Regions from separate parts of the Homo sapiens genome. Here all the other regions are linked to region 2. The links are chromatin loops, found by intact Hi-C in ENCODE. Cell type or tissue: IMR-90. All regions are shown on one strand. Each heading gives the region's core, and the rest is flanking DNA. Links, peaks and the distances in the headings are about the cores only.

The links. Hi-C counts contacts between places; a loop is a spot of excess contacts. Peaks named below come from ENCODE experiments on the same cell type or tissue, not always from the same donor. Only the 100,000 strongest peaks of a DNase experiment are listed, where the experiment ranks them.
Region 1: it touches region 2 in a loop (12-fold over the local background); 89 of 110 quality-filtered maps call a loop at or near these places.
Region 3: a loop joins it to region 2, with 34 times the contacts of the local background. A loop is called at or near these places in 3 of 110 quality-filtered maps.

The regions. Positions count from the first base shown.
Region 1 is chr21:29,846,898-29,851,897 of GRCh38, forward strand. All of the region lies in intron 1 of GRIK1 (glutamate ionotropic receptor kainate type subunit 1), which reads right to left. Among named protein-coding and RNA genes, the nearest start is that of GRIK1, 91 kb to the right of the region's middle. In IMR-90, for the core only: a CTCF peak has its summit at 3,000 (motif pointing left); no DNase peak of the experiment used is centred there.
Region 2 is chr21:29,471,977-29,482,684 of GRCh38, forward strand. LOC107985486 (a long non-coding RNA gene) reads left to right here. Exons shown (of 2, transcript XR_001754998.2): 2 at 1-1,707. Among named protein-coding and RNA genes, the nearest start is that of BACH1-IT3, 19 kb to the right of the region's middle. In IMR-90, for the core only: a CTCF peak has its summit at 4,662 (motif pointing right); DNase peaks (open chromatin) are centred at 4,825 and 6,175; H3K27ac peaks cover 831 bases.
Region 3 is chr21:30,039,664-30,050,371 of GRCh38, forward strand. No RefSeq gene overlaps it. Among named protein-coding and RNA genes, the nearest start is that of GRIK1, 110 kb to the left of the region's middle. In IMR-90, for the core only: a CTCF peak has its summit at 4,994 (motif pointing right); no DNase peak of the experiment used is centred there.

The sequences.
Region 1 (5,000 bases), core at 1-5,000, 370 kb after region 2:
TATATGTGTATGCATGTGTATTATATATCCCATCCTTATTCAAATACACATGTCAAGATTTCATATATATTTGAGTAACAGTATGGCATAAAATTGTGAACTTGACCTTGTTTAATCGACCTCCTACTCTCTTCTCAACACTTTATTTTACTGGCTCTTCTTCTTTCTGCCTTTTTGATACTTTATCTTCTCCATTTCTCTGTCCTTTAATGAACCATTTTCCTCTTCTTTATAATTTTAAGGCTTGCTAGAGGTATAATTCTTAGCTCTCCGCTCTTTTCTTCACTCTCATTGTCCTTTTCCTTCTTCTTCCCATCATTTTTCTATTTTGCCTTCCTGCCTCTCTCCTGCCATCTTCTATTTCTTTTATAAGTTACTTCTCAGCAGTTTCACTGTTTCTATACTTTAACTATTGTGGCCAGGAGCAGTGGCTCATGCCTGCAATCCCAGCACTTTGGGAGGCCCAGGCGGGTGGATCACTAAGTCAGGAGTTCGAGACCATCCTGGCCAACATGGTGAAACTTCCGTCTCTACTAAAAATACAAAAATTAGCTGGGCGTGGTAGTGCGAACCTGTCAGCCAAGCTACTTAGCAGCTGAGGCAGGAGAATCCCTTGAACCTGGGAGGTGGAGGGTGCAGTGAGCCAAGATTGGGCCATTGCACTCCAGCAACAGGGTGAGACTCTGTCTCAAAAAACAAACAAACAAACAAAAACACGAAACTATTTTTTCTCTGCATAATCTTCTCACATTTCTATTTCTGGGCTCTGCATCTTTGTTGCAATGGCTGGTTGTCTCTTTACTACATCAAGTCAAACATCTTTGAAACAATTATCATTGCATTCTCTGTATCCTCAGCTGGACTTCCACTTTTCCATTGGTTGCATCGGGATGCTGGATCATGCTTTCAAGAACACACCTAATCATTCTCAACAGTATTGCTGTGATACTGCCTAATTACTTTGTTTTGTTTATTCAGGTTGCAACACTATTGTTTCTCTCTTTCTCTCTCTCTCTCCCTCTCTCTCTCTCTCACACACACACATGCACATGTGTATGTGTATACACATAAAATTCACCATTGCTTTACTTAGCCTTAATTAACTAGTAGTAGCATTTATACTCTCTCAGTTACCCAGGGTTAAACGTAAGTTATTATTATTATTATTATTAAAAGTTTTTTTCTAACTTGATCGTCTCAGCCAATTCAAGTCCAATAATCAGACTTTGCCTTGGCAACGACTTTATCTGTACGCTGCTTCTAGTTGCACTTTTACCACCCTAAGACCCTTAATGCCATCAATGTGGATATCTAGAGATGCTAAATTCTCTTTCTGTCCCCGCCAATGTACAATGCATGCTTCTGCTAAATTAGACTATCTGAGCTGGAATGCCAACAGTATCACTGTCTGGCATTAATAATGTCCGTGACTTCCCTTCATGCCCCTAATGAACCAGTAATTTGTCCAAGTTCTCCATTATGTTTTCCAACCTGTGCTTCCGGCCTCATGGCAAACAATTCAATTGCCTAGTGCAATTGAATCCTCCACTCACACCTTGATGCTTATTAGAGTCTAAATCATACACAAACTATCACTTTTGTGTCTAAGCTCGTAACATTGTTTTTATCCAGAAATCCTGCTTTCTACTATCATGCTTGTCAAAATCTTATTCATCCTTCTCAAATGGAAACCTTCTTTGTAAAGATTTGTGGATCCCTGTGGCTAGATGTATTCTCTCTTTCTTCAGTTCTTAATATCATCTACAAGGCTCTATATAGCCTGGCATTTGCATACCGTTTATTACATATACTACAGCTTGCCTTCTTTGGGTTCCTTAAATAGACCAAGTTGTGTGTGTATATATATATATATATATATATATTTTTTTTTTTTTCCACGATCTTCACCTTAGCTGTTTGGTATACGTAAAATGTGTTTTTCCTAGTCCTTAGGATGACTTGATTCTTCTTAAATGTCGTCTCTTATGGAAGTTCATTTATTCCACCCTATTCAAATAGATTTTCGGAACTTTCTCCCATGCCAAATGTTTCTTTATCATAACACTCTGTCATTTCCCAAACTGACTCTGTGAAGGCAGAACAGAACCCAAATCTGTTTTGTTAACCAAGGTCTACAAACACACATAGTATAGTTCCTGGCATATAATAGTTGCCAAAATATTTATTAAATGAATAAATGAATGATTAAGCATATTGTTTATACTTTTTCTTTTCATGTCCCAGACTGTATTGTACTTCCTAATATTTTTCTTGTATTTTATTAGGTTTTAAAACCTTTGAAGTAAAAATAAAACATTTTGCATTGTTCATCTTGGTATCCCTTAGCTTCTAGTATGGTGCCAAACATTCATGAGATTAATAAATGTTTGCTGAATTAAATCGATTTGAATTAAACCTTCAGAACAATATTAAGTTATTGCCAGGACATCACAGATGGTAAGTGCAATTTCCTCTGCTAATAGCTTCCAAGGTTGATGATGAGATAAAATCAGTCGAGCATCCATCAATAGGGGAAAAGCTCTTAAAAACTAAATCCTCTAAGTCATTGTAGTGTTGCCTCCTTTGTTATACTTTGTTTCCTGCGCCCATCCTTCCTTAGAGCGTCAGACACAGTTCTTATGTACTACTTCATTAAGGATAAGTGTAGAGTGATGTCAGGAAGGAGGAAAGGCCAATAAAAGGCCGTTTGTTTTTAGCAATGTTCCTCTTAACCACCAAAGACAATGTGTCCATGTGCTTATCCCCTTCTCTCTGCTTAACTCCTTGACTCCAATTTCTCAGCTTACCTCTAATGAGAGAGTGTGCCTTAAATTCGAGATGAGTGCCGGTAAGGGTTCTTAAAAGCTGGCACATTTCAAGTGCATGGTGAGAAAACTACCCCAGGATTCTGCAGGTGTTAATTATGGTGGAAGCTAGCATAAAGATGCAGAGTGTAGAGCGGCTTGCTGCTCTGATCTTCATGCCCTCTGGTGCCCTCTGGTGCCTCTAAGAGAGAATGACTGAACCCAACAGTGGATGGCCCCTGTTACTGGAGATACTCTCTCTCACCCTCTCATATGTGTGTGGAGTGAGAGAACAAACAGCCCCCATGAAACTCACGTTTTTTAGAGTGCAGAAATCTGTGCAAATCTTAAAATAGCATATGCCCGTGAAGTTTATGTCATCCCTTTTTGGTTCGGTTTCGCTGACTTTCAGAAGGATCATGATATCTTCCTTACTGCATTAACATTTGCTGACAGAAGATCCTTAAAAACTATCTCAAATATTTGTTATCTCTTTTTCATAAACAAAATCATCTTCTCTTTGCCATAAATGGAACATTTATGTAGATCCTGGGTAGCATTTCTTAAATCTCACAGATATGAACATAATTCAGCAGATGTAAATTTTTTTTTGTTAGGACTACAAATTAAGCAGTTTGAAGGGTATTTAAAAAATCTCTATCTTTTCGATGTGTGGCTCTGGGTGTTATCCATTTCTAAGGTGTTCAAGATTAAAGATAATACTGCTATCGCCCTAATGTTCTAACTGCATACACACCCTGTACCCAATCTCAGATATCCTCTCCCCTGGCCACTCCTATTCAAAGCAACAAGGACAACCACCACCACAACAATGAACAAAAAACGAATCCCAGGAATGGATAAGGTGGTCGCAGATGCCACAGGTTATTGATGGAAGTAATTTTGGAGTCCTTGTTTAGTGCTCATAACATCTTGTATTCTTGGCCTCCATCTGGACTCTGCCAGTTCCTTAGTCTTAGCAATGTACCAGGCACATAAATTCTCTTTATTAAGAACCAAAACTACTTTTTTCATTTTATGTAAACTCATAAGTCACATCTTCAGCTCATTTTGAAGTAAGAATCTTCAGTATAACAGGGGAAATAGTATAACTACTACAAGGTAACTAACAAGTAACAATGTTTGTATAAAAGCCAGAGAGTATCTCAGCAGGAAATTTAATATTTTAGAAGAACAGACTTTTAGAGCAAACTTTTACTTACGATATTAACACAAATGAATTCAAGATGCCAATAATATTATTCCTACCTTTTATTACTGTCAGTCTGTACAAACTCTTAGCTTATTTGCTTTACAGATCAGTCTGTGAAAATGAATCAACTAGAAATGATTTCTTTTTTTTTTTTTCTTGAGATGGAGTCTCTCTCTGTTGCCCAGACTGGAGTACAATGGTAAGATCTTGGCTCACTGCAACCTCCGCCTCCCAGGTCCAATCAATTCTCCTGCCTCAGCCTCTTGAGTAGCTGGAACTACAAGCGTGAGCCACCACACCAAGCTAACTTTTGTATTTTTGGTAGAGTCAGGGTTTCACCACGTTGGCCAGGCTGGTCTCGAACTCCTGACCTCAAGTGATCCGCCCACCTCGGCCTCCCAAAGTGCTGGAATTACAGGCATGAGCCACATCCCCCGGCCTAGAAATGATTTTTTTGAGACAAGAGAGTAGCAATCTTTGAGCAACACAGATTGTTTACAAAGGCAATAATAGACAAAAGGGAGATATAAATCAATAAATGTGAACAACATCCTCTTCCCATAACATGGCATCTTCTAGGATCTCACTTTCAGTCTGTTCTTTACCTTTGCTCCCTTTTCTAGCCCTATAATGCAGTGGAAATGCCAGAGTCTGAATGACTTTAGCTTGAGTCCTGGTTCTGACTCCTACCAGCTGTGTGATCACAGTTCCTCTTCTGCAAAACAGAATCTAATAACTAACTTCATGAGCTATGAGGAGATTCATGTACAGCACCTATTCCAGAGCCAGGGCTACTAGTCTACCTCATGGCCTCAACTCTCTTAGCTACTTAAACATTTCCAAGAAGAGCGTCTTTAGCACTGACTTCTCTTCTGAACTGGTGATCTCTAATTGCAACATAAATCTTGATGTCACCCCTTGGACGAAATGTCCTGTCTTCAATACATGTTGTTTAGAATCAAACATATTATCTGTTTCCCCAA
Region 2 (10,708 bases), core at 2,384-7,383:
ATTATTAGTGTTATTATTCAGCATTTTGCTACACCCTCCCCTTCTTTCCAACATCTAAATACCAGCAAATATGTTATGAGATGAAAATGATGACATAGCACCTCTTTTCTGTCAGGTAGAAACATCTACATTCAAGGTTATCTGAAGGTAAAATATTTACTAAGTTATTTACTCTGTCTTTCTCCCAGGAGTCAAGGCAGAATGGGGGTCTCCAACAAGAGTGGCCTGGTACATCACCATACGATGGGGCCTATGTGTGTCTCTCTTGTGTTTAGCTTCACGCAAGATGGGGCTTGGAGGTACCTGGGGGCTTATTTTTGTTGCGTGCCCACCATTGATTTTCCTTTCTAGTGTGTGTGAAATTACATTTCCCTGCAACTGAAAATCTGATTAATAAAAGTATGTCATTATCTTCCATAACAACAAATCCAGACATAGCTGCTTCCAGACGGAGGGTAGCAGCTCAGTCATGTCAGTAGGGACAGGGACTGTGTTCATCCTTCTAGTTCATCACCCTCAGTCTGCAGGCTTTTAGACCTACTTAATTGTTGCAGGATTCCTGCCGAACTGCTGCAGTATTCTCTTTTTTTTTTGAGACGGAGTCTCACTCTGTCGCCCAGGCTCTGGAGTGCAGTGGCACGATCTCGGCTCACTGCAAGCTCCGCCTCCCAGGTTCACGCCATTCTCCTGCCTCAGCCTCCCGAGTAGCTGGGACTACAGGCTCCTGCCACCACGCCCGGCTAATTTTTTTCTATTTTTAGTAGAGACGCGGTTTCACTGTGTTAGCCAGGATGGTCTCGATCTCCTGACCTCGTGATCCGCCTGCCTCAGCATTCCAAAGTGCTGGGATTACAGGCGTGAGCACCGCGCCTGGCCTGCTGCAGTATTCTTGGCATCAAGATGGTACTCCAAGATAAGGAGAAGAGGAGAGAAAGAGAAATTCTCAACTGGCTTTCTTTTCTTTCAACCGGGAAGAAACATCTCTCCCAAAAACTTCCATTTTCATTTCAATGGCTAGAAACTTGTGACATGGCAACCCCTTCTTGCAAACTGCAAAAGAGCCTGGAAAAGGAGCATGTGAACAAACACAACAACATAGCTGTGACCAGCCTAACCAGTTGCCCTGCACTTTGTGTGTACATCCCTCCAGATCTCTACCCCTGCTAGCGTGTTGGCCAGAGCATCTTTCACTGCTCCTGCCCGGTCAGCTGGGTCCCTTGTGCTGCTGCCACAGCTGCTACTTGCCCAGTGACTTGCCACAGTGGCTGCCCCATTGTGTTGTCCTAGACACAACTTGACAGCATTTCCTGAACACACTCTGCTTCCCATCTCATGTCCTGGGAGTTCCCTGATGTCACTAGGGTAAGTGATGTAAACAGACCCTCACTTCCGGCCCCCTGTGTACAATCTGGAAGTTTAGGGGAGGAGGTCAACCCATGGGGTAGACTTTGACTAACAGAAGATTGAAACTCATGGATAGCTTTGCCTTTCTGTCTGTGGCAGGACTGTCCTGGGAGCAGTGGCTGAGAGGCCATCCCCATATGCAGTAGCCAGCTACACCCATCTCCTGTATTTTCTGCATTTCTTTTCCATCCTTCCCTGCTTAATCTGTGACCTCATTCCTGCTTTTTGGAACTATACTCCCCAACAAAATAGTAGCACACAAGGCCTTGCCCCAGGCTGTGTTTAATAAAGACTCTGACTCCATTTTTGATGTTCAATTGCTGACATCCTTTAAGCCTCCCTGCTCCCTCTGTCTGTGAGCAGAAGCCCTCACGCCAGCCCCATCTGCCACAAAACACCACACCAGTCTCCTCTTCCAGCTCTCTCAAACCATTTTCAGACCTGCCTGGAGCCTTCCTATTCCCCCCAGAAAGCCTTCTCTTGTGAATAATAAACAATTTCATACCCCCTAGGTGTGCGTATGGTGTCAGCAGTCTCAACATCAGGACCAAATTCTGGGTGATGTCCATTCTGCTTCTGCAGAGTGACTGCAGCACTCTGACACCAAACATTGTTTGTTCTCTGGGACTAGGCACACTGCCACCCTGAACAGTGATCAGAGTCCACTCAGTGAGGCAGATGTGGGAAGGACAGACGCTGTCCTGGCACTAGACCACAATGTAGAGAATTGGGGCCAAGACCCAGGAGGGGACACTTAGATCTCCCACCCCCATGGTGGTTACAGAGGGCTTGGTAGGAGAGTGTGGGGAGAAATGCTCCTTTGGAGAGAGTTGACCTTAAGTCCCACTGTCAGCCAGGGGAAGTGGTGGGGGTGTTTCCCCCTCACCTGGAGCCTAGTGAGAGGTGTCTTAAGAAGATTCCTAGAGAAGGGTTTGGAAGAGAATCTTTAGGGACAACTGTTGGTTGGGGATAAACAAGGGGATGCTTCCTCCCTTTCCTCAAGTCACTAGTGAGGTTGTAATAGGGTTGTCCAGAGAAACAACCAGTAGGATATATAGACACGCGCGCGCGCGCACACACACACACACACACACACACACACCACAGAAAGAGAGATTGGCTCACACAATTGTAGAGGTTGGCAAGTCCAAAATCTGCAGGGTGGAGGGTAGGCCAAAGATCCAGGGAAGAGCTGATTTTGCAGCTCAAGTCTGAAGGCAGACTGCTGGCAGAATTCTCCCTTCTCTAGAGGAGGTCATTCTTTTTCGATTAATGCCTTTAACTAATTAGATGAGGTCTACCCACATTATGGAGGGTTAATCTGTTTTTCTTAAAGTCTGCTGATTTAAATGTTAATCTCATCTGAAAATGACTTTCAAAACAATATCTAGACTGTTTTGACCAAATATCTGGGTACTGTGGTGTAGCCAAGTTGACACATGAAATTAACCATGACATGGGGCTTTAAGGAGTTTGCTGGGAGGACTTTCTCTATGTACCTGGAATTTTGGTGGGCACACAGTGGATTATCTGACTTTTACGGGGCAAATTAAAAAGACGAGAGGCAGCTGGCCAGTCACTCTTAGGGCAGAAGTAAAAAGAAATTGCAGTTCCCTTAGGGTTGGCCTCTGTCGCTTTGTTTTAAGACAAACATTGCAGGGGTGTTTCTCATGGTCCAGCTATGGGCTATGTCAGCAAAGGCTGGCTTGGAATTCTCTTGGGGTTTTGTCCAAGAAGGCTACCTGCAGAGGCAAAAAGGTCTCAGCAGAGAGGATCTGCCTGTATCAGTGCATTCCTGGGGCTGATGAGGAATGAGGGTACATGATACCTACAGTCAGAATAAAGACATGTTCATCCAGTGTCTTAGTGTGCTTGGGCTACCCCAGCAAAATACCAAAGAACAGGCATATTGCTTGATAGGTAGAACAACAAAAATGTATTTTCTCACAGTTCTGGAGGCTAGGAGTCTGGGATCAGATGCCAGTATGATTAGGTCCTGGAGAGGGCCCTCTTTTTCACCTGAAGACAGTGGCCTTCTCACTGTGTCCGCATACAGCCTTTCTCTGGTGCATGTGTGTGGAGAGAGAGTAAGCAAGCTTTTTAGTGTCTTCATATAAAGGCACTAACTCCGTCATTAGGGCCCCACCCTCATGATCACATCCAGCCCTATATACCTCCCAAAGGTCCCATCTCCAAATACCATCACATTGAGGATTAGGGCTTCAGTATGTGAATTTTGGAAGGATACAATTCAATTCATAGCCCACAGTCTGAGCAAATACAGGGGAGACTTCTGGTGGCAGAGTCTCTCAAGAATCCACAAAAACACCAAGGAGAGAGGCTACTCTTTAAGTTAGAAATTTCCCATCTCTTCCCCTCTCTTGGACCCTCAATCTTAAAGGAGTCAGAAACTGAAGCTAGCAGAATGGAAAAAGAATGCAAAATGCTATAATAAGCCAGGAAGAGAGACTATATCCCCTCCTTTTCCAACGCCAGCTGCCTGCTAGATTCTGGCCCAAGGTGGAGTGGACTCACCTTTTAACACTAGATTGAAATTCAGACCTGTACATGGAACCAATCATTTTAGTTACTAATTTGTGACAATGTTTTACATATCCAGAAAAGTCTTGGGCTGCCTGGATTTTCTTCCTGGAGCAGGGGAAGAACTAGTCTGACTGAGTACATTTTAAGTGAGAGTAGGGGAACAAAAATAAATTTACATTTTATGAGACATATGTGTTCTACTATTAGCTGTATTTTGCCTCCCTATCCAATTTTAAAGGGGGAAAATTTAACTTGTTAAATGATTGTTTGATAGGTAGAGTAATGAAAAATCCCAAGACATGCTCTCTAGATTTGAGAATTTCACAGGTAGTTTTCTCTGGGGGAATCTTAGGAATTAAAACATTTTGGCTGGGCGTGGTGGCTCACGCCTGTAATCCCAGCACTTTGGGAGGCCGAGGCGGGTGGATCACCTGAGGTCAGGAGTTCGAGACCAGCCTGGCCAACATGGTGAAACCGCGTCTTTACTAAAAATACAAAAAATTAGCTGGGCTTGGTGGCGGGTGCCTGTAATCCCAGCTACTTGGGAGCCTGAGGCAGGAGAATCGCTTGAGCCCGGGAGGTGGAGGTTGCAGTGAGCTGAGGTCGCGCGCCATTGCACTCAAGCCTGGGCAACAAGAGCGAAACTCCGTCTCAAAAAAACAAAACAGCATTTTAAGTAGATGTAATACCTGCAGTGGCCACTTGGTGGCAGCCGTCCACGAATGCTGCTTTCGGCTCGCTGCCCTTGGGGACTCTGTGGTTTTGTGTGACAAGCATTTTTTTTTTTTTTTTTGTCCAGCCTCCTAGAAAATTGCCTGCTCCTGTTTTGGTGGAAACTCTGTTTTCCCTGACAGTGTTTGTTTTGTGGTTGAGCCCTCTTTGGCTCCGCGAGGCCAAGTTTTGTGATGCTTTCTGAATATCAGATATTTTAGTTCTATCATGTTAAAGCAGTTTGGAATCTCTGTTGGGTTTGAGGTTTTTTTTTCTTTAGTCTTCTCCTTTAACTCAAACACTGACTGACACATTGAGAATGAAAAGCTGTTGTTACTTTTTCCTGGAAAAGTTTTCTCAAATCTCAGACTTTCTAAAACTCCTGACTCACATCAGAGGGAGAATGCTGTTTTTCTGCCACCCTCAAGCCCTCATTATTCATGTTTGCACATGTCATTAGCAGGGTGAGTTTTCTCTTGATTTGTACCAGATGGTGTGATTTTTTTTTTGGGGGGGGTGGGGGAAGAGAGTAGAAACTTGTTTCTTTAAACTCCACCAAAAATTGTTTTCTAATAGGTTCATTCCTTTAATAACAAAATTTCATTTATGAGGGCACAGTAGCACCCAGAACAAATTTTGATTTTGCAAACCAATGACCTTTTTATGGTTCTTTAGAAATGGAAGTCAGCTGTTGTCCAGAAGGGTTGGTGGCATGGGGACTTAGAAAGCCATGAAGTTTGAGCGCCGCTTTCTAATGTCTGACCTGATGTTTGTGGCTGCACTTGCTGTATGTCCTCAGGCACAACAGCTATTAGCTTTGTTGTGAATTTTAGAGGGAGTCACTTGTTCAGGCAATGGATACTGCATATGTGGCACTCTTTGCAGGTCCAGCTGGGTGACATGCTGAGAACAACCAGGTGTGCTCCCCGAGCTCATAGCACATATGGTCAGGTGGATAAAACAACCTTGATTTCAAACAAAACACCCAAAGGAGTGCATGTGTAATCACACACTGAAGGAAGAGCTCCGAAGGAAAAAAAAAAAAAACATGTTGTAGAATCACAGCAGACAACCACAGACCTGCTCTAGCTGGGTGGTCAGGCCGGGTCTCCCTAAAAAGTTAGACTGAAGGTGAAATCTGAAAGATGGATTGACATTAAGCAGGGAAAGGCAGTGAGATGGGAAGGGGAGTGTTGGTGGAAAAGAATGGGCCCAGGCAGAGGACAGAGGTGGGAATGGTGTGTCTAAGGAATGCAGGTTGGAGCACAGACAGCTAGAGGAAGAGAGCGTGAAATGAGGCCGGGGAGAACAGGCTGACCCAGAGGGCTACGGCAGAGCTGGTGTATTAGTCAGGGTTCTCCAGAAGGACAGAACTAATGGGATAGAGGTATATACTAAAGGGTGTTTATTATGGAGAATTAGCTCTCAAGGTCACAAGGTGAAGTCCCATCATAGGCTGCCTGCAAGCTAAGGAGCAAAGAAGCCAGTAGTGGCTAAGTCTGAGTCACCAAACCTCAAAAGTAGGGAAGCCAACGTACAGTCTGTGGCCTAAAGCCCAAGAGCACTCAGCAAACAACTGATGTAAGTCCAAGAGTCCAAAAGCTGAGGAACCTAGAGGCTGATGTTTGAGGGTAGGAAGCATCCAGCATGGGAGAAGGACGGAGTCCAGAAGACTTAGCCGTTCTAGTCTTTCCACGTTCTTCTGCCTGCTTTTATTCTGGCCGTGCTGGCAGCTGATTAGATGGTGCCCACCCAGATTGAGGGTGAGTCTGTCTCTCTCAGTCCACTGACTCAAATGTTAATCTCCTCTGGGAACACACTCATAGACACACCCAGAACAATACTTTGCATCCTTCAATCCAATCAAGTTGACTCTCAATATTAACCATGACAGCGGAGGAGCTGTTGTTGATACAGGAGGGTGTAATGAGTTTATACATTGAAAATAGCCCTGTTGCTGTAGAAATAGCACATGGAAGTGAAGTGGTGCCCAGGATGCCACAGGAGCAAAAAGGTGGCCATGCAAATCCTGGCACAAGAGAGAGGAACTTGGATGAGAGGACAAGGGCCTGGAGACTAGTGGCCAGATTCAAGAGACAGGTGGGACCTAAAATGGACGGAACTTTGGGAGGAATTGGGTAGGAAGGGGTGGTTAAGGGAAGACAGCATCATGGGTCATTCTGGCTGGAGTAACAATGTTTGATGGTCTCTTCAGCAAGTGAGGGGACACAGACTGAAGACAGGGTCAAGGTTAGAACATGACTTGGCTGCTTAAACGCAAGGACAAAGGTTGGGATCTCCACAGATGGACACAATGGAAAGAGGGAGAAAGACAAAAGAGTTTGGAGTATTAGCAAGTCATACAAATAAAATGTTTCTAAAATGCTGCTTTACACATCATTAGGAGTTTAATTATGGTTATTTTCATTCTCTGATCTGCTTCTTCTGTTCTTTTTCTCTTCCTTCTTTCTTTTTCCTTCCTTTCTTTACAGAATTTTATCTCAGCTTGCTCAAGTTTAATTGCAGAAAGTCTCACATTTTTCTACCTTATGAATCTCTAAGATCTTTTCCAGAGTTTTTACAAAGGGTTTATACAAATTTTGGTAAAATTGAGTAACTTTTCCAAAAGACCAGATACCTGGACCAGCTGGTAATTTGTCATAATTTAAAATTATTTTTATTTTAATGCACCTTTCACTCTATGGTTTTGTATTTTAATGCATCTCTTAACTATACATGGTTGATTTATAGTGTGACTTTGGATAAGTTATGTGACCCTTCTTTGCTTTTGTTTCCTAATTTGAAGAATAGATTAGTAAAAAGATGATATAATAATCATCTTTTTAATGGGTTGTTTTGAGGACTAAATGAGTGAAAACTCATAAGGTGCATTATAAGCACTTAATAAATATTAGTGTTGTTGGTAGCTATTGTTATGGCATGGGCCAGAATGGTAGACTGGGAGACCCACAGACAGAGCTAGAACTTAAGCAATGGAGGTTAAAGCTATGCTTAAATTACCTATGTGATGAAAGCTGGTGTTTCCTGGAGTTTACGATGCAGTTTGCATTATGGACGGAAAGTTTTTCTGGGTAGTGAAAGGAGAGTAGCCAGTGGGTGTTCATGCTTGCATGGCGAGATGAAGAATACACTTGGGTTTACACCCCTTTGTGTCTTTTTGGATGGGCCTTCTCTGAGTGACATGAGGAATACTGATACAGCTCCATAATAGCAGTAATAAGACCTGATATGGAGTAGGGGGGAGCTCAGCAGTTGCCAGCCCTGAACACACTTTATCTCGTTGAACTCCATAAGAGCCCTGTTGGGTTGAGTCTATTTTTGTTTCCGTTTTAGCAATGTGAAAAACCGAGATTACATAACTTGCCAAAGTGGTGGAGCTGGAAATCCAGATATTCTAGCTTTAGAGATCAACCAATGTGAATAAACAACTTCCATTTTCCCAGTCACATTTCCACTCCTAAAGTTTTCCCTAATCTCCAAGTTTTTACACTATTAAGAAGAATGCAGTCATGCAGATTTTGTTTTCTTTACCTTGAAAGAGGAGAGTTTAACCAGCTAAGGTATGTGTTGGTTGCAACAATCCTTAAAGACACATAATCCTAAGTTTCCATATTTTTTTTTTTGAGATGGAGTCTCACTCTGTTGCCAGGCTGCAGTGCAGTGGCGCAATCTCAGCTCACTGCAATCTCCATCTCCTGGGTTCAAGAGACTCTCCTGCTCAGCCTCATGAGTAGCTGGGACTACAGGCATGCGCCAACACACCTGGCTAATTTTTGTATTTTTAGTAGAGCCGGGGTTTCACTATGTTGGACAGGATGGTCTCGATCTCTTGACCTTGTGATCCACCCGCCTCGGCCTCCCAAAGTGCTGGGATTAGAAGTGTGAGGCACCGCACTTGGCCAAGTTTCTATACTTTAATGAGTGAAGAAATGGATGAATTCAAATATATTGGTAATGACAGAGATAATAAACATAGTTGCATAATCAAACCACTGTCTCCAACGGCCAGTTGCTAGAAGTAGGAAAGACATCTAAGTGAAGGAAGACAGAGCAATCAGATTCTGACCTTCCATATTTTGCAACTTATTTTTTTATTCATTCAATATAAACTTAGTAAGCTCCTACTATGGTCCAGGCCCTGTGTTTTGCTTTTATATCAGAATCTCGGTCATCAAGATGCTTATAGCTTCATGGAGGAGAGATGTAGGAAAATAAAAAAGCCTGCTAAAGCACACGGATAACAGAGGGTTTTCACAGAAATATATAAAAAATGTTGTGGGGACAGAGATATGAACTCACCTCGTTCATATCCAGGTGAGTAAGTCAACAGTGATGAGGAATACGAGAAAGTCCCAGTAGATTTTGGCGGCAACAAATTATTAGCAATAAAAATATAAGAACTAGTCTTTGGCTCTGTAGAGTGAAGAGAAGGACAATTTTGAGGAAAAAGGAAGAAACTCCGTGAGAGTACTTAGTATTAGGTTGGTGCAAAAGTAATTGCGGTTTTGCCACTAAAATAATGGCAAAAGTAATGGCAAAACCACAGTTACATTTGCATCAACCTAATATGCTGGATTAAAGTTTGATGCTGGAATTTCCTCTTTCCTGGGTCTCTTAAGTCACAACAGATGTGGAATCATAGCAAAAACTCTGTAACCAAACTTAACGCATAAGACCAACGCACAATTACAGACAAGAGTAATCAGAGGACAGACACAAAAGGGTGGAAGTTTACATATTTCTCACTCCCGCAGGCAGTGTTCTGTTGACAATTTCTAACTCTGTTTTGATTCTGTAGTGACAATAGCTGCTTCCCCACCCCCCCCCCTTTTTTTTTTTGAGACAGGGTCTCACTGTGTCACCTAGGCTGGAGTGCCGTGGAATGATCACAGCTCACTGCAGTCTCAACCTCCTGGGCTCAAGTGATTCTCCCACCTCAGCCTCCCAAGTAGCTGGGACTACAGGCATGCACCACCATGCCCGGCTAATTTTTTTATTGTTTTGTAGAGATGGGATTTCGCCGTGTTGCCCAGGCTGGTCTAAAACTCCTGAGCTCAAGTGATCTGCCTGCCTTGGCCTCTCAAAGTGCTGGGATTACAGATGTGAGCCACCAGCCTGCTTCCCCTTTTATTTGTCCTTTTTATAACTGCAGTTGCTCCATGTGGAATGTGATGGCAAAGGGTGTCCATAAATGGGCAACTTCACAAGGGTGGTTAGGAATATAGTAACTTCAGATTAGTCAACAAGGAGGAATTTACATATATTTATGCTCAAATGAAAGAATGAAAATGTTGCCAAATTCTTTCCTTGAGTATTTCTTTCATTTACTATATTCCTTTAACTGTATGAGTTTATGTTTTACTGTTTTCTACATAAAACTCAAGACTTTGTCTTTCATTGTCAACATTGCTAAAAACAGGAATATTGCTGAGCGGTATTTGGGTTTTCCTGCCCTGGCCTGGTTTCTGAGATGACTCTTCAGACTCAGTTCATGTGGGCTGTATGTATAAAAGGAGCTTGGCTAATAATGAAATAACTGTCCTAATTAACTAAGCCTGAAGAAGCAATTATCTCAGCCTACAGAGCGGGCTACCTTTGACCTCATTCAAAAGACTCAGCAGATGGTGGGTTCTGGGAGGTTTGAGGTGGGTTCTGGGAGGTTTGAGGCTCTTTAGAACTTCAAATGGAAAGCTTGTTGAAAGTGAAGAGTTAGCTTTGGTGTCTTTTTTTTTTTTTGAGATGGAGTCTCGCTCTGTCCCCAGACTGGAGTGCAGTGGCGCAATCTCGGCTCACTGCAACCTCTACCTCCCGGGTTCAAGCGATTCTCCTGCCTCAGCCTCCTGAGTAGCTGGAACTACAGGTGGCGCCACCACGCCTGGCTAATTCTTGTATTTTTAGTAGAGACAGTGTTTCACCATGTTGGCCAGGATGGCCTGGATCTCTGGACCTCGTGATCTACCCGCCTTGGCCTCCCAAAGTGCTGGGATTACAGGCGTGAGCCACCGTGCCTAGCCAGCTTTGGTGTCTT
Region 3 (10,708 bases), core at 2,142-7,141, 570 kb after region 2:
AAGGAAGGCACAGCAGTCTGTTGGGGATGCAGGATATGAGTATGACAAGAAGGGCACCTGTGGAAAGTTGGGGTGCAGGGTGTGGTAATGAAGGTGGCCAATCAGAAGTGGAAAGAAGAGAGCATCTGCAGGAAGGTGAGGACAGAGTAGCTTGGTCCACAGAAGGAGGAACAGCTAAAGCTAAATCAGGGTGGTTTGAGCCTGATTGTGGTAAGGGGGACATTTGAGAAAGAGGTTGCAGCAGGTGGTGAAGTGTAGGGGGCAGGTCAAAGCTAGGTGGGGGCAGCTGTAGTTAGGAGCTTGGGCAGAGTATCGAATGCTGAATTAAGGGTGGCATATCCCTTCCACTTTGGGAGCCAATAGTGGTCCCTAGCAAGTTGTCGAGATTGTGAGTAAGGACCAGAGGACACCTGTTGGGAGGTATATGACAGATCAATGGTAGATTGGTTACATCCAAAGACAATTCTTATAGTAAATTGATATTAGAAGTTAAACAGAAGCCAGTTTTTCACTGTTGGGAATAGATTAAAAATACAGAAATGGGGAAAGTTAGAAATGAATCTTTTGTAGTTGATTTAGAATTGGAGTTATTAATGTTAACTTATACCTTTCAATACATATTTAGGTAGGGATAATTAATGATGTAAATGGCTTATTGCTAAATTGTTTTTTTTTTAATTGTTGAACTGTGAGAGTTCTTCATACATTCCACATACGAGTCCTGTATCAGATGTATCTTTTTCAAATATCTTCTCCAAATTCTGTGGGCTATATTTTTCTTTCTTGATAATGTCCTTGAAAGCACAATGCTTTTAGTTTTGATAAATTCTCAGTGGCTCACACCTGTAATCCCAGCACTTTGGGAGGCCGAGGTGGGCAGATCGTGAGGTCAGGAGATTGAGACCGTCCTGGCTAACATGGTGAAACCCCGTCTCTACTAAAAGTACAAAAAATTAGCCAGGTGTGGTGGTGGGTGTCTGTAGTCCCAGCTACTCGGGAGGCTGAGGCAGGAGAATGGCATGAACCCGGGAGGTGGTGTCAGGCCTCTGAGCCCAAGCCAAGCCATCACATCCCCTGTGACTTGCACATATACATCCAGATGGCCTGAAGTAACTGAAGATCCACAAAAGAAGTAAAAATAGCCTTAACTGATGACAATCCACCATTGTGATTTGTTCCTGCCCCACCCTAACTGATCAATGTACTTTGTAATCTCCCCCACCCTTAAGAAGGTTCTTTGTAATTCTCCCCACCCTTGAGAATGTACTTTGTGAGATCCACCCCTGCCCGTAAAACATTGCTCTTAACTTCACCATCTATCTCAAAACCTATAAGAACTAATGATAATCCACCACCCTTTACTGACTCTCTTTTCGGACTCAGCCCGCCTGCACCCAGGTGAAATAAACAGCCATGTTGCTCACACAAAGCCTGTTTGGTGGTCTCTTCACACGGACGCACATGAAAGGTGGAGCTTGCAGTGAGCCAAGGAGCACCACTGCACTCCAGCCTGGGCGACAGAGACTCCATCTCACAAAAAAAAAAAAAAAAAAAAAAAAAAAAAGATAAATTCTCATATATATCAACTTTTCTCTTTTGTCACTTGTGGTTTTGGTGTCATCTTGAAGAGACCATCACCTAACCCAAGGTTACAGAAATTTATGCCTATTTTTTCTTCTAAGGAGTATTATAGTTGTTGGCTTTTATACTTAGCTCTATAATATTTTTGAACTAATTTTTGTAGAAGGTATGAGGTAGGGATTCAACTTCATTCTTGTGTCAACTTCTTTGATGCGTCCACTAGAAATTATTAATTACAGGAGAACTGGATACAGGAGGTGGCAGGGAAGACTCAGTCAGTCCTCAGCTCCACCATCAATGACCCACAATAATACATAAATCGGTGGGAGTGGGCAAGGAGAAGAGATAGCATAACAGGCAGTGATAGCACAACCCCCAACCCCGCAAGCTACCTATAGTTGGGTAACAATTTTTCAATACTTTCTGATAATTTTTGCCTTATGATGAGAGCATTTAACTCATTAATATTTAATGTCAATGCTGATAAGACAGGATTTACATCTTCCATATTGTTAGTTGATTTCCATGTCTTAAGTCATTTTGTGTTGTTCCATTCTTTCCTTATTTCCTTCTTCATATTAAGAAGATATCTTCTGGTATGCTTTTTAAATTCTGTTTTTTAAAAAATTATATTTTTAGTTATTTTCTTAATGATTTCCTGAGAAAGGACAAACATATATTTATACTGTTTTATATGTACTTATATAGTTGCTTTCATCAGTGCTATTTATTTCTTTATGTAGTTTAGATTTACTATCTAATCTCTTTTTATTTCAGACTGAAGGACTCGTTTTCATACTTCTTATTGGGTAGGACTGCTTGCAGCAAATTCTCAGTTTTTGTTTTTCTGGTAATGTCTTATTTTCCATTCATTTTTGAAGGATAGCTTTGCTGGCTATGATTGACAGGATTTTGGGGTCTGCCCTTTCAATATGTCATCCCACTGTCTTTTGGCCTCCATCATTTGTGGGAAGAAATCAGTGGAAGAAGTTAAGGAATCTTATTGAGGATTCCTTGTATGTGATGAATCAGTTTTGCCTTGTTTCTTTCAAGATTGTCTCTTTGTCTTTCATCAGTTTGACTATGATGTGTCTAGGTATGGATTTGAATTCATCCAATTTGAATTCATTGAATGGATAGATTAATATTTTTCATCAAAGTTGGGATGTTTTTGGTCATTATTTCTTTAAATATTCTTTGTGTCCCTTGTTTGCTCTCTGTTTCCCTTCTGAAATTTCTATTTCTATTATGCATATTTTGGTAAAATTGATGGGGTTTCACAGCTCTCAAAAGGTCTTTTCATTTTTCTTCATTCTTTTTTTTCTGTACCTCCCACCAGACAATTTCAACTGACATATGTTCACTTTTGTTGATTCTTTGCTGGCTCACATATGTTGTTGAGACCCTTCAATGAATTTTCCATTTCCTTTATTGTACTTTTCAACTCAAGAATTTCTATTCAGTTCTTTTTTATATTTTGCCTTTTTATTGATATTCTCTTTTTCGTGAGACATTATGCTCATACATTCCTTTAATTCTTTAGGTGCAGTTTTTGGAACATGTACTATCTGATTTAAAGATTTTATTTATCAATTTCAGAAGCTGGACTTCTTCAAGTTAGTTTCTATTATCTGTTTTTTAAAACTCATTTATGGACTATAGTTTCCTGGGGTTTTTTCGCCAGTCACATACAAGTTTTTATCATGTTAAAAGCTGAACATTTTTAATATTATAAAATGATAACACTAGAAATCGAATTTTTCTCCCTACCCAAGGTTGTCTGTTGTTGCTGCTTGTTTGTTTAGTCATTTTCCAGGACTAATTCTATAAAGTCTGTATTCCTTGTCATGTGCAGCCCCTGAGGTCTCTGCTCAGCATAGAGGTCAGATAATTTTATTAGATAGAATTTTTCCAAATGCCTTGAACCAATCTGTTTACTACCCATTGCTGAGGCACCAATATGCTGACAGTGTGTTTGAACACATTTTCATCTTTATCAGTTTTCAATTTTATCTTGATTTTTACTTTCTACTTGTTCAGAGCCTCAAGATCAGCCAGAGGTGGGAGATTAATGCACATGATTTCCTGGGCACCTGTGCATGGGCTTTGAGATTTCCAGGAATACAGAGAATCTTTGTCCAGCCTCTTTGCCCAGTTGGCATCACTGCATTAGGCAGCTGCAATGTTAAGCAATTGCTGATGGATTTTTTTTTTAAACAAATTCCCTCAGATAAAACTTTTCTCACTGAACAAGCTCAGGTCAAGTATAGACCAACTCCATGAATGCAACCTTTGCAAAAAGCGTGAAAATAGTGTTGATTTTCTGGAGATAGGGCTTTTGGGAGCTTCAAGCTCATTCTAACTCGCACTCACCCTGTTACTGTTATTTTTCCTAGCTACCATGATTGTGAGGATTCTGGTTTTTAGGGCTTTCATGGAATTAGGAAAAGAGGAATAGAGCAAGTGCAAACCTCACAGAGCTCATTGTTATTTATAACATTAAGCTGTTTTTCTTGAATAAAGCTGCTCATAGTGTTGCAAACATTTGGATAATTTCCACAGCTCCCAAATACTTGATTTTGATAAAGTTTTATAGTGACCTTTTTGCTTTTATGCAGTGGATTTTTGGAGTTCCTTGTATGTCTACCAACTCTTTAGTTCCTTGTATTTATCGCTTTTCATTGACCATATTCAGCTCACTTAATCGAATAAGCATAGCTGCTTCATTAATTAGGGTTCAGTGGTTCTTGGAATCTATACATATTTCCACTGTGATGCCATAATAGCTTTAGTTTCTTATTTTTTACGTTATTCATTGAGCTCATACCAACTATCCTTACCTTTCCTAGTAATATCCAAAAATGGCATGGTCTTCTTGGGAACAAGACAAACTCCCAGTTGTCTTAAATTCACCTTTATTTTGACTTCTCTATTAGCAGTTACATTTTGTTATGTAAGCTGCATTTCATATATATGCTTGACAATTCACACTGCAGGGAGAGCTTCATTATTTTTCCATTTCCATAGAAATGGCCATCACCACTAATTTACAAAGGAAAATACTCTCCAGCCTTATTTATTATTGACAGTGGTTAATCAGGAGTAAACTAATTTTTGAACCAGTAGCCAAAGGCTTATGTGACATCATAATCTTGAAGTAAAGTGCAAATAATGTAGTTTATAGTGTTTATTATAAACCAGTATGCTTTTTTGCCCCTTTTCCTTAAATTGACCATTATAGAAGTTGCAAACCTTCTTGCTATTTTTCAGTAGTTGCCTAAAATAAACATCCCCCATCCTTCTTGTTTTCCCTCTCTCTTTTGTCTCAGCATTCTTTGTTTACTTTCCCAATAATATTTTAACCTAAGAGTACTAAGTCACTAATTTCAATAGCTGCAGTGCTGCTTTATTCCACAAGAGGGCACTCAAATGGCTTTCTTTCTGTGATATTCTAATTTCCCACTTTTTTCATATTGTTTGTTTTCCACAGTGGACTTTGAGGACAGATCTATCCCAGAGTCCTCCACTAAAACCAAGAAGATACATATATACTTATAAATGTAGTTAATTTCTTGGAAACATTGAAGATTTATATGTTCTAGAAATCAGAAGGTGAAAAGGAAGAGATTGAGATAGACCAGTGTTTTATCCATGACAATTCCACCTGCTTTCTCAGGGAAGGCTTTGGACTGCTAGCAGACATGACTCCTGAAAAGAAGGCGAAGCACCTGGAATATCTCATATGCCTATTCGATCATTTCCAAACTAAATGAAGCAAGTAAAACTTTTAAAAAAACAAAGCTTAGGCCGGGAGTGGTGGCTCATACCTAATCCAGCATTTTGAGAGGCCAAGGCATGAGGATCACTTGAGACCAGGAGCTCGAGACCAGACTGGGCAACATGGTGAGATCCCCTCTCTATTAAAAATCATCATCATCATCATCATCATTAAACTAGAAAAAAATAAAACTGAAAAAAAAATTCAAATAGGTGAATGCTTGAGATGACTGTACAGAGATGATAAATAACAATACCTGAGTTTTGTCAGAATAACAGGTAGATAACATATTAAGAAAAGATTTGATTTGCTGGAATTAAGATGGCAGAAAAAAATGGACACATTGTTTTTATTATGTAAAATATTACAGTATACAGCTACTACTAGAAAGTAGATGAGCAAACCTTAATCCAACTAGAGATGATTAAAATAGTTTTGTTTTTCTATAAATGTAGCCTGATGTGAGGGGGTAAGAAATGGAGTAGGGAAGTGAGTATTGAAAGGATGAGACATGTACTCTTCAGTCATCTTAGAAACTCTATGTATTTTTCTGACTTTATGAGAATTTTCCTGGCCTGCCTGGTAAGAGAACAAACATTATAAATGTCAAATCAGGCAATATTCTAATTTGAAGATAACCAGGATTGATTATAGAAGAAGAATGCCTATTTTTTTTTTTTAGCGAATATTGCAGAGTAGAAGTAAACTCTGGCACAGAATTGCCTTCGTAGCTTTTATATTACACCCAAAGAATTTTGGTGGAAGCCACTATCCCTTAATTTTGAATGGATTCTGATAATACCAGAATCTATGACTATTTGATAACTCTCTAACTACTAGGAGCAAAGAGCTATATCATCATCTTGCAAGATTATCCTGCAAAGCAAATGTAATATTAAAATTTTGCTTATTAGATGTAATTTTGGGTGTCTTTTCCTTTCATTTTATGCCTTTATCTTGGTCCATAACGATTGGATGGTAGCTTTCTAAAACAGCTATTTTAATCACTATCATTGATGCTTCTTGAGCAACCAGCTAGTATGTTAATAAAGAAGATCATTTTCCTAAATAGAGCCAATGAGTGAAAGGTGAAAATTATCTATGGCTGAGTGAGTTAGAAATCACTATCATTTGATAGATTGCCTTTGGACATTTTGTTTTTGTAAGTCTTTTTGAAAAATGTAATATCACTTTGGGGCAATGGAATTGATAGTTTTAATAAAACTATTAAAGACTACTTATGTCTTTATATACATTTCTAAACGGAAAAATAAGAAACATTTAACTGCTTTGTGAATAATATTGACTTATAGTTTTTTGAATATGTAGGAAAAAAGTGAAGAAAGAGTACATATTTGTTTTACCACATATTTTTTTTACTGAGCATCCGAAAGACCTGTTCCACATCTGTTATTTTTCAGTCATCTGTGCTTCCCATTTGAGTTTTCCTAGCAGCATCTGGAGGGGTAGGGAGAATCAAAGTGGTCTCCTTGGTAGCTGATCATCCTGCTATTGCAGGTTGGCAAATTCTCTGCATCAAGCCAAAACACAAAAACCAATTATGAAGTCTGCAGATATTTTATGTCCAGCTGTTTGAAACACATATGGCATTTATTCTATTCAGGGTACTGCTTAATTCATAGTGTGACACGTGGTTTGTTTGACAAATATCTAGACCTAGACCATATTTTCAAGTCTCTACATCTTTGGAGGCATTTTTAAAATACATTCACCATTTCTGAAATTAATTAACAAAAGAGCAAAATAGCCCCAAAGACATCTATGTCTGTGTGTATGGGTATGTATGTGTATGTGTATGTGTATGTGTATGTGTATGTGTGTGTCTGAAGTAATTAGAATTTAGTAAAAACATTATTCCACCATTACTTTGTGTTTCTTTTTAATGCCTTATATCCTTCCCTCAAAAAAATTTATGAATGCCACTCAAGAGTAAGTGGAGTTTTAATATTATCTCATTGCCTGCAAGGTCCAGTATAACTTAAGAGAGAGGAAATTAATCTTTGAGGTTAAGTTTACTTACCATTTGATGTCAGTGTTGTGCTATAAGAACAAAATTAATAGGGGTAGGAGGGTGTTGCTGAGGGCTATGGGAATAAGCTACTAGGGAACAAGGTTAATTTTAATGTGAAAGGTCATCAGCTTTGGATAACTCATCAAAATCTAAAAACACAGGTTTTCTAGTACGGCAGTTCTTTTATACGAAGTCAACCATCATATCCAACTACCTCTCATTTAAATTCAGAACTTGACACTTGTCAAACACAAGATGATCTTTCTTTTTTCTTTTTACTTTTCAAATGAAAGAAGCTGTGTTAAGGTGCTTGCTAATCTTAGAGATCTAAAGTGCCTCCCATCATTTTAAATGAAAACATATGCATACTCAATTTCCAGATGAAGAAAATCAATTTAGCCATGCATAATGAACGAAACCCTGTCCCTCCATTTAATTTCTCAGTTGTTTGTGTTTACAGGCAGCCTTTCTTTTCAAGGGCAAATTTAATAAGGACAGTTTAGGAGGTTATAGGAAAGTGGTGTGTGAAATGAAACATGTGAAGTGATTTCAATCTAGATCTATACTTACCTGGGTCTGGGATTACCAGAGGTACCAAAGGGCGCCCCTCTTACAAAACACACATAGGCATTTGGTTTCCAGTGCTCTAGCCATAACTTTTTATTAAGAATGCATACCACGTATTTGCTTATTACATGGTTAAGTAGCCACCTTATTCTTCAATTACACAAAATTCACCACTGAAAAGAAACTGTTTGAAAGAATGTGTTTGAAAGAATGAATATCTTTAGACTGGATACCTGCACTAGCTTGGATATTGAAGTGTATGTAAACTTTCAGTTGAATCAAGATAGAGGCATATGTCAGAGCTGAAAGAACTTTGTTGTTTATTATAGTTGGTTTAGATCTCTTATATGCATTTACATGAGAACTCCAGAGTGTCTTAGGAAAGTATAGAAATTAGACCGTAGATGCAGGAAAATCCCTCACTCAATTAAGGACTCAAATATAATCAATACTAATGTACTAGCGATAAATACAAAGTGTAGGAAAACACTCTTTCCATAGCATTTCATTCTCCACTTGCTGCAAATCAAATTACAGACATATGCATCTAATACTAAACTACTTTTGTAAAGTGCTTTCCTCTTTGACACACTATCTAGAGTTTCTTAAAGTGACAGTTTAACTGTTTTGAAATATATATATTTTTGCTGCCACTTTCAACTCACTAAGCTATCAAAACGCATCTTTCTCACCCATGTTTGCTATGACACACTGGAATATTAACTCCAAGAGGAATATCAATAAATTCCTCCTCCAGAATAGCAAGTATTAAAAGGCTCAACTGTGGAGGAGTGAAAAATCCGTACAGGCAAGTCCATAACAGTAAGATCTTATACTTGAAGAGTCAGAGGCAATTGAAACCAGAGTGACTCCATCTTGAATAGCAGCTGGGTAAAATAAGGCTAAGACCTACTGGGTTGCATTCCCAGGAGGTTAGTATTCTAAGTCACAAAATAAAATAGGAGGCTGGCACAAGATTCAGGTCATAAGGACCTTGATGATAAAACAGGATGCAGCAAAGAAGCTGGCCAAAACCCACCAAAACCAAGATGGCAATGAAAGTGACCTCTAGTCATCCTCACTGCTCATTATATGCTAATCATAATACATTAGCATGCTAAAAAACACCCTCCCCAGTGCCATGACAATTTGCAAATGCCACGGCAACATTGGAAAGTTACCCTATATGGTCTAAAAAGGGGAGGAACCTTCATTTGTTGGAATTGCCACTCCTTTCCTGGAATACTCAGGAATAATCCACCCCTTCTTTAGTATATAATCAAGAAATAACTGTAAAAATAGCCAACCAGCCACCCTAGGGGCTGCTCTGCCTATGGAGTAGCCATTTTTTAAATTTCTTTACTTTCTTAATAAACCTGCTTTCACTTCACTCTGTGGACTTGCCCCAAATTCTCCCTTGTGTGAGATGCAAGAACCCCATCTTAGAGTCTGGATCAGCACCCCCTTTCTGGTAACAGAAAGAAGAACCTATACTGTAAAGCCTAAAAATAAATAAATAGTATTTAAAATAAAAACCTATAGAATCAAGATTCGTTGTCAGGATTTGGCAACTTTTCTGAGGTTTTTAGATCCAAGATAAATTGCATAGGGTGAGGATTGTGGAGGGAAAAGTCAGAGAACAAAATCGAAAGTACTACTCTCAGACGTTAACATGCACACAAATCCCTGAGGATCTTGTTATAATGCAGGTTCTGATTGAGTTGGTCAAGGGTGGGATGGCCTGAGATTCTCTCTTTTTTTTTTTTTTTTTTTTTTTGAGATGGAGTCTTGCTCTGTTGCCCAGGCTGGAGTGCAGTGATGTGATCTTGGCTCACTGTAACCTCCGCCTCCCACGTTCAAGTGATTCTCCTGCCTCAGCCTCCCTAGTAGCTGGGACTACAGGTGCGCACCACCATGCCCAGCTAATTTTTGTATTTTTAGTAGAGACGGGGTTTCACCATGTTGGCCAGGCTAGCCTCAAACTCCTGACCTTGTGATCTGCCCGCCTTGGCCCCCGAAAGTGCTGGGATTACAGTAGTGAGCCACCATGCCCCGCGAGATTATGCATTTCTATTAAGCTCCCAGGTGCTGCTGATGCTATTAGTCTATAGACAACCCTTGGTAGCAAAAATCTAAGGTAAAGAATTTCTGAGTGTGGCAGGCCAGGTCTCACTAACGTGGGGCTCCATGACAACTGATTCAGCACTGAGTGGTTAAGTTAAATATTAAAAGCTGAAAGAGCCAGAGCGCTCATACAAAGGGTGGAATGTGACAAAAGCCCACCAAGAGTTTTGCCTAGGTCTTTTGTGGGTCTTGAAGCATGACAAGATAACAAAGGAATTCTTAACAGGACCCATTTAGGGTTAAACAAATTTTATTGAGAGTCTGAAGACACTCCCTAGGCCTCCACAAACAAGTTTATTGGGGGTCTGGAGGAACTCCCCAAAGCTCCATGATTTAACAGGAGACAAGATAAGGGTAATCACCCCAGCACCTGGACCCATTTAGATTAAGTACATTTATTGAGGCTCCGGAGGAAGGTCTTCAGGACTCAGATCTCAGTTATACATGGAAAGAAGTGAATCGCTTATGTCTTTAGATGAATGCACATTTACACATAGGCATATAGCTTAGAAGGTATATGAGCTCTGGAAAACATTGTAATTTTGAGTTGGTCTGGCGATATTTTCCAGGCCTTCTCTCTGTACCAGGTTACCGAAATAAAAACTCTCTTCTGCGGTTCATCTGCA